2 separate regions of the Homo sapiens genome follow, and region 2 is linked to region 1. The links are chromatin loops, found by intact Hi-C in ENCODE. Cell type or tissue: HepG2. All regions are shown on one strand. Links, peaks and the distances in the headings refer to the core of each region. The heading gives the core; the rest is flanking DNA.

Evidence for each region. Hi-C counts contacts between places; a loop is a spot of excess contacts. Peaks named below come from ENCODE experiments on the same cell type or tissue, not always from the same donor. Only the 100,000 strongest peaks of a DNase experiment are listed, where the experiment ranks them.
Region 2: a loop joins it to region 1, with 6 times the contacts of the local background. A loop is called at or near these places in 2 of 110 quality-filtered maps.

What each region holds. Positions count from the first base shown.
Region 1 is chr20:21,132,875-21,137,272 of GRCh38, forward strand. KIZ (kizuna centrosomal protein) reads left to right here. Exons shown (of 13, transcript NM_018474.6): 3 at 3,516-3,678. Among named protein-coding and RNA genes, the nearest start is that of KIZ, 9.0 kb to the left of the region's middle. RefSeq lists an enhancer at 3,589-3,798. In HepG2, for the core only: no CTCF peak of the experiment used is centred there; a DNase peak (open chromatin) is centred at 2,277; H3K4me3 peaks cover 400 bases.
Region 2 is chr20:21,015,593-21,019,990 of GRCh38, forward strand. No RefSeq gene overlaps it. Among named protein-coding and RNA genes, the nearest start is that of LINC03083, 47 kb to the left of the region's middle. RefSeq lists enhancers at 1,848-3,047, 4,151-4,398. In HepG2, for the core only: no CTCF peak of the experiment used is centred there; a DNase peak (open chromatin) is centred at 2,239; H3K4me3 peaks cover 554 bases.

The sequences.
Region 1 (4,398 bases), core at 234-4,233:
GTATCTCATTTGTTCATGGATATATGAGAATGACTATTAAAATTATAAGCAGTGAATAATATATTGTACGCATTATCCTTTTTAGGTTTCTTCCTCCACTATTAAGAGCAGATCTTAAATATTTTAATTTCTATTTTATAAAAACTGAACTTTATCCTTAAGCCAAAAGTATGGCATTACCTCTTATATTATTCATATGAAGAACTTCTGGCTTTGATAGCATTAAGTTTGTAATTTATCCATGTCACACTATGAGTGAGAAATGAAAAGATCTCATCCAGAAGAGAGAGAGGCCAAGAATCCTTTAAAGTCAAATTACCTATTAGGTCAGTTCTTTCCCTTGTCTTCAAAATTATTCTTTGGTTTTAAGATTTAGTGTACTTCCAAAGCTTCCAGTTGAGGTAGACAGCCGTATGACTCTAGTAACTCTGAAAGAGACAAGAAATCAGTTGTTTTGTGTGTGGAAGAAATAGCCAGCATTGTGGATGCTGTGGCCTCAAGAGTGGGCCCAAGTCTGAGGGGATCCTTGGCAGCTGCCATTTTTCTAGCCCATGGCTAAAGGGCAGAAGATTGTGTGTAGACGTTTCATGCAGTCTGTTCTTGGGAAGGCTCCTGGCCTTCTGGTGGTGGGAGGGGCAAGTGTGAGAAAAGGATGGGCACTTTTACCAAGCCGTCAGTTCACTGAGCTGCTGCTTCTCTCCCAGCCTCTTACTGTTTCCTGGAAGACAGAGGATATGATTTGCTAAAAATAGGCTTGCTTAGATTGCCTGTAGAAGAAAATCCAAACAAGGCTGCCTCCACCTAGTACCTGCCAGAAGGCAGAGTCTGAGACGAGGGTCTGTGTATAAGTGGTAATTTATTTGACAAGGTGGTCACCTAAAATTGGAGAGCAGGGCTGGGCTGACCGAAATAAGAGCTGTTCACTGCAGTGAGCACCTGGGGCTCAGTCCCTCCAGACCTTCAGAGGAGCCTTCAGAGGAGCAGTGTAGACTACCCTTCTGCTCCGCACAGTGTCTAATCCTGCGAAAGGAGATGGGGCTGTATTCCTACCGGTTTCTGACCCCCACTGGTAAGGGCAGCCCCAGGTGGAGTTAACTCCTTTACACATCTAGGCTTTTCCATGCTGCAAACTCAGAACGGCAGCCCTGAAATGCCAAGTGCAGCTGAGGCAGAGGCAGAGGCAGACGCTCTCAGGTTATACCACATGCAGCAGGCTGTGGCGGCTGTGGCGACTGTGGCGACTGTGGATGGTAGAAAAAAGGTCGGGCCAGGAGGCGTGAGGTGGGCACAAAGGGTGTCTCATCCAGCAGCCCACCAGACACGCCATTATCTGCACCCTTTTTAATTTACATTATCACCATCTCTCTCCAGCCTCTCCCTAAGATTCGACACTGACTGAAACGTCAGGCTCTTAAGCATGACGGGATGTTTTGTAATGTGGTATAAACTTCTAGGCTCTGTGGTTAGGTGCTTCACTTCCATCTGAGCCTCACCAGCTCTGAGCCGGTGACCTTGGGGCAATTACTCCAACATTCGGTGCCTCCATTTCTTCTTCTGTCAAATGGGAACAATGACAGCTGTGAGAACTCACTAAGATTCATACAAACCCTTAAAGCAGTGTCTGACCTAGAGCCAATTATTATTTATTACAATTTTATCAACATTCTTTTTCCTATTTTTTGCCGTCGAGCTTTCTGACATGCTGTTCCCCCACCTGGAATGTTTTCCCCTCATCTTTTCATTTTTGGCTTCATCAATTTTGATTAACTCTCATTCATCTTTCAGGTTTTTTTTTTTTTTTTTTTTCCCCAAGACAGGGTCTTGCTCTGTTGCCTAGGCTGGAGTGCAGTGGTGTGATCTCGGCTCACTGCAGCCTCTGCCTCCCGGGTTCAAGCAATTCTCCTGCCTCAGCCTCCTGAGTAGCTGGGATTACGGACACATACCACCACACCCGGCTAATTTTTGTATTTTTAGTAGAGGCGGTGTTTCACCATTCTGGCCAGGCTGGTCTGGAACTCCGGACCTCAGGTGATCCACCCACCTCGGCCTCCCAAAATGCTGGGATTACAGCCATGAACCCCCATGCCCGACCCATCTTTCAGGTCTTAGCTGAAAGTTATTTCCACTGGGAAGGCCTCCCTGGCCTTTTCAGCTAGGTCAGGTTGCCCGGTGTGTAGAAGTCCTTTTTAGTTTCCCTCATAGCATTCATCACGTATTTACTTATTTCATTGTTTTCTTTGTTGACCTTAGCTGAAAGACTTTGATCTTTAGAGTGCTGAATATATGGATAATTGCATGGGTAGATGAGTTACTCACTCATGTGGTCAGCTTTGAAGGTTAATGTGGTAGCTGGAATGGAACTAGAATTTGGATGGAGAAGGCATAGTACAATTGTACCCACTCCGGGTAGACACCACCAGCAGCAGCTTTACTGAGTGCCTGAGTGTGAACGACAGTATGTTAGGTTCTACCTCTGTTACAGTTACTTGCGTCAAAAATGCAGAGACATGGGCAGCAATAAGACCAGCCTTCAGTTTTTATTCAGAAAGAAAAATGAAGACAGCCAACCATGGTCAAAGCGCAGAATTATTAACACGATAAAGACTTTCTTGAAAATTGTTGGCCTAGGATTGGAAGTTTAAGATCTGTTGTTAAACAACTTTGGACATCTCCAGCATCTTTGCAAATCTTTGTTTTGAGGGTGAATATTTTTGTCATTTTAAATTTTATTTTTGTTTGATGAAAGAATGTTGAATAATTTATTGAGCCAACAATTGAAATGCTGTATAACAGGGAAGAAGAGTTAGGATTAACAGCGTTGGTGCCATGAGAAAAGTCGACTACACAACTTGAACTATCCAGTATGTTTTTTTATGTACAGAAAAATTGGAATGCAGAATATGTTTTTGCTATTATACTTTGGATAAGAGTCTGAAAGTTTTTTTCACAGTTGGAGTAATTATAGTCCATATATTATAAAATATTTTAATAGTGAATTATATTGTAGCAATTTCTAACAAGTATGTTTATATTATCTAAATGAGAGCTTTTGGTATTTTACATTTTTAAATTTCTTTTTAATTTCTTAATTTTATGGGTTGTGATTTGTAGTTTGATTTAATTCCATATGAGCAGTTATTTTTGAAATTGTCATATGTAAGAATGTTAGTGAGCCATTCGTCGAACATGTCCACATAGACACTACTCTTGAAATCACATTTAATTTTGAGAAATAAATCCATAGAAATCTTTACTGTGTGAATGTTAGAATGTGGTCTTATATATATTTCTCAGGGGAGTTATGCTTAGAGGAAACCGATATGATACCTCAGTGGTGCTGCATTAACTTTCTCTCTCCAAAAATGTGTATATACATTTTGTTGTTTGGGTTTCGGTGGTTTGGGTAAAATACCTTAGAATACATTGTCTCATTAACAATTTTGATGAAGAAAATTCCCTTTCTTAGATTCGTCCAAGTCTAGTCCATTGTTTTAAAACTGCTTTTAATTTTCTAGAGTTAAGCTGAAATATGTAAAACTAAAGAATTATCTGAAGGAAATATGTGAATCTGAAAAGAAGGCTCATACTCGAAACCAAGAATATTTAAAGCGATTTGAGCGTGTCCAAGCTCATGTTGTACACTTCACCACAAATACAGAGAAGCTTCAAAAACTGAAGGTGACTTCCTGTTTTTTACTGTGTTTTATTTTATTTGTTGTTGTGTGTTTTTTTTTTTTTCTTCAAGATGAGACCTCACTGTGTTACCCAGGCTAGACTTGAACACCTGGGCTCAAGCAGTCCTCCTGTCTTAGCCTCCTGAGTAGCTGGGATTACAGGTGCACACCCCATGTAGCTGTGTACCTCCCGAGTAGCTGGGATTACAGATGCACACCCCAGGTTTATGTTTTGTTTTTAATCTTTTTTTTGCTAAAATGAGAAATAATGAGTACTAAGTTTCAGATCAGTGGTAGTCACTAATGTTTTGTTGTTCATAATTAGGATTAAGTATCAGCTTTTTCTGTGAATTACCATGTGGCTGAATTTTATCAGGGAACTTGAAACTGCATTTTCCAAGATTCTTCTTTAGTTAAGGAATCAATGGGATATCTCTAACACAGGCAAGATCACTAGCCAGTACCTGGCACGGTGTAACACATGGTATTTGTTGGCTGAATGACTGAATTTGAGCAGCATTGGGGTTCTCTCTAGAAACTGATTCTGTCTTGAAAGGGTTCTTTTTCTGTGGTCTGGGCCCCTCTTCTCTGGCAAACAGTGCATTGGGAGAGTAGTAAGGGTAGAACTGTCCCCGAGGAGTTTGCCTTTATGCTCCTGGTCTGTGTGACCCAGAGTGACTGCCCTTGCAGCTCTCTCTGGTTCTGGCACCTTTTTCCCCTTGAA
Region 2 (4,398 bases), core at 238-4,237, 120 kb before region 1:
TCTAGCAGATGCTCCCGCCATTCAGGGGCACCTTTTCCCTGCTTCTTAGCTCAGATCCTTGGAAAAAGCCCTCTGGCCCAGCTTATCTTTTCAAATCAAGTCACAAAATATTTTTGACCCACTTTCTGATTGGTTTCCTAGGATCAGGTGGTCACTCATCCAACCAACTGTATTCTAGGATGGGAGATGGATCCAGGACCCAACCCACATGGACAGCAGGGCTGTGGGGCAATCACATGATGGGCAGCTTTGGTGGGAGGCCTTAGCGCAGTACTTTAAGGATGAGGGAGCCCACCATGGACTCCTGTGGGAGCTTGGAGTGCTCCAAAGAATCCTTTAGTCAATTTCATACCACACAGGCCCAAGGAGGGTACATGACTTCTGGAAGTCACACACAGCCTGTTAGTGACACGCTGGGTATGGAGCCAGGTGTGAGCATCTTGTATGAGCACCTTGTATGTGTGAGTTCAGCCTGCCTGGTGTGGCCGAGGCAGTCGGTGCCCCTTCCGTTTCCTCTGGACATTCACTATTCTCGTGTGAGCCAGCAACTTCAGAGAGAGCTTTCTCTGGCTGAAGAGGTATACTTGGCCTCTCAACTAAAGACAAACAAAATCTGGGGGTACATACCCCAGCTTCCACACCCCTTGGGTAGGACAAGTCTGAGACGTGTCCCACATTACCTCCCAGAGGTCCCCAGCAGGACTGAGCCTCAGTTGCCCACACCTGTAAACTGCTCCTTATGCAAACATATTGATTTCTTCCCTTCCCTATCTCACTTGCACTCTCCTCCACCTGTACTTTCTGCAGTCACCTGTCAAATAAACCACTCAACACCTTGCACTCAACACCTTTCTGAGGGTCTGCTTCTGGAGAAACACAGGCAAAGATGCCTTCCAAGTAAAGCAAGTGGCAAGGCCATGTTAATAAGAGAGAAAAAACGAGGCATGGGGAAAATGCCTGGATAGAGAGACACACAGATGCAGATACCTGCAATGTTGGTCTTATGGAAACCATCAGATGCAATGGGAGGCTACTTGCCATAGTCTGGAGCTACAGAGAAAAGCAGGCTGCAGATGGCAAGGTGGAGCCATCGTGGGAGGAGTTGCTTGTAGACAGGACGCCTAACCAGCTATTCTTAAAATGTTGCATTCTTCCATTTTAATCTCACTCATTATTGAATCATTAGTAATGATTTATATGACATTGACTTTTTTCAGAAATCTTGACTAACTCTTTGACAAGAGATTAATAAAGAGTGGGACTTCAGATGTCAAGTTTTTATGAGCAAAAGTGTCCAAGGCCATCTCTAGATGGGTATTCTTGGCTGTATTCACCACGCTCTCCAGAGACTGAAAAGCAATTGTTTAGCTGGGTAGAGGAGCTGAGCTGAATTAAATTGACCTGCATGATACAGAAAGTAGCACTGAGCACATTTAACTAAGGAGTCTTTGAAAGAAATCTATTTTATCGTAGCTGACTGCTGAAATTATTTTAAGGAAGTGATTATCAATCTAATAATTTAAAACGCATGAATGATGTCAGCATCCAAAATTAAGGCAGACTGGGAGAACAACGTGCCTGCTCTCGAGTAAAAAGCTAAATGCATCTTTATTTCTTTCTGCTTTTTTTCCTCTTTTCAGAAACATGAATTTGACTGCTTTCAAAAGCCAATTGTTATGCCTACATCCTGAAAAGGGAGATGAAATTTCCATTTATAGTAGAATACCAGCAGCCTCACTTAATCCAGATACACATATACCTAAAAGCACTTTTGTTCCAAATATAATTATTACTCTGCGGGAAAATCTGGTATGAATCTCTTGGTTTGGTGGAGTTTTAAGCCTGTCTTTAATTTAAAATAACTTTATTAGAACCCCTAGAGATGAGAGTGGACACAGTAGGGAAAGGTAGTTATCATGATGAGAAAACCAGGGATGCTGGAATTCCTTCATTGCAGGCTTCTGGCTGGAGTTATTAACTCAGCTATGGAGTCTGAGCGCTCTCACCACTTGGGTAATGAATGAATAAATGAGTGTTTAAAAGCCCTCTGAGCCTGCTAGGCCTGCCCCAGTGTGCATATATGACTCTCAGAGCATTGTGGCCATGGTCCGAGCAAAGCTAAATCCTTTCGTGAAAAGGTTCCCTCTTATGGGCTTCTGCCAAAGCCAGTGTTCGCTAGGAAAGGCAGCAATTTTTTTTCTCCTCTTCAAAGGGACCTTTATGTACTAACTCACTCCCACCTACTGTGCATGTAAATTATTCATCAGTGATATGGCCTCTATTTATGACTTTGATCCTTTCCTTCCCCCGGATGCCCGAGGAGCATGATAAGACGGGTGAGTTATCAGAGTGGCTTTGATCTCCTGCTCGCAAATGGTATTTTGTGGTGGAACATCTGAGCCCCCTCTGTAGCTGCAGGGTGGGTCGAAGCTGAGCAGAGTTTGGGGTTTGTAAGATGTCCATCTCCTAGCATTAAACCGTCTTCGGGACAAAATGGGATGGGACAGAAACGAGCCTATTTCTCCCCCAAAGGAGCAACTATTCACACACAATGATTCACAGGCACCCACAACTGCTCTCGCAGCAGGCAGGACAGTGCCATGATAACTCGAAGGTGCAATTCTCATCCAGAACTTCTTTCAAAAGAATCACACCACCTAGGCCTCATGCAATGGTGTTCCAGGATAAATAAGTCACTTGGGGAGAAAACAATAGAATCATGAGGGATGGGACCCTCAAAATTGTTTGCTCCGTCTCACATGGTAAAAATAAGCTTTTCCTTGTAAAAGGGGGTAAAATGTAGGGCATACAGAATGCTGGAAGGAGGAGGGAACCTCCACACTTCTCAGAGCCCTGAGATGATCGTTCCCCGCAGTTTGTCATCAAACTATTAGTGACTGCCGATTGTGTCTGGCATTGAATCTTCGGCGCGCTCACAGTATAGAGACCAAGGACGGTGGACTCTCTTTCATAATGGCAGTGTAAACCACTTTGCATTAAGTAGGAATAATAACCTTTTTTTAAAGAATGTGTCAAAATAATTACATTTCTTGTTGCTTTCCTTTCTTCCACATCACATGAGCAAGCACATCAGCCTCACTTGAACAGATGAAAGAAGGACGTTTTTTCAGTGAGGGCTGTTCTAAGAGGAACACAGGACCAACAGTGAGAGGGCCTCCATTCCGTCATGGCTGACTGGGATTTTAGGCACTGCATGAGCTAATTCTAGCCAACATTGTGGATTTGGTTATACCTCTTCTTTCTCAGGTGACTAGGAAGCCATACTGTCAGGAATATTTGCCCTGCGAATGTCCCGTATGATGTCTGCAATGTTGCAGATACTCCTGCCACTAGCAAATTCCCTCTACTGTGTTATTTTTCCTTTACTAAAGGTGATATCCTCCGAAACATTCACTCTTTAACTCAGAAGCCGAACTTTAAAAGGGGACTTAGTAGTAGCTCGGATGTAGGTTTCATTATTTTGTGAAGAATTTTGTTCAAATGCATTTGAAAATCATTTTTAGAATTTCAGAATAAAGTCCATTCATGTTTTTCAATGGTGCATTCACAATACAACAGATTTGAGCTTGGTGTGGCCTGTTTTGATGCAGGTTACCTGGTTGGCTTAGTTTAAAATTGATATCACAAGTGCCTTAAAGCGCATTTCATCAAATGTTTATATCTAATGAGATATTTAGGGGACAGATCATTTTTTATATCTTGAATGGCCTGGTGTACAAAAATCACCTCATCTTCATAAGGAAGGAGAATCATTCTAATTTGCTAAAGGGGGAACAAATTATTGATATCTTCTCATGTTTTCTAATAGTATGTTAGCAATAAATAGCCTTGATGTTCCAGAAAGCAAAAATCTCTGAGCTGAGGGAAAACAATTCTACCCTGCCGCGCGCGCGCACACACACACACACACACACTCACACTCACTCACACACACTCTCTCACGCTCACATGCACCTTCAGTTTTTCCCTTGCTGTCCCCCCATATGGGAGGAAGAGAAGATGTCTCCAGAAGTGTGAGCAGAGTAAGTAAACATGGAGAGTTTGTGATGCTTTGGTGACAATTACCTCTCCTTTCTGCTTCTGGCTGCTGTGGTTCCAGATGGTGGAAACGTTCCGTCCGATTCTTCCCTCATATTGTGCGTGCTCAAGCCACAATACCTAGAATCCTGAGCATTGTAAGTGTTTAGTAAACACCTGCTTCCAAACAGTGGGTAGATATCTCCAAGATGTGCCCACAGCCCCTGCCCAGCCCCCTTTCTCTGCCCTCCTGGGGAGCCTGATTCTATGGGCAGCGCCTGGCGTTTGTTTGCTTGAAAGCCCTGACTGATGGGGTTAGACAATTATGACCTTGGTTCCTAAAGAGCAAAGTGCTTGCTT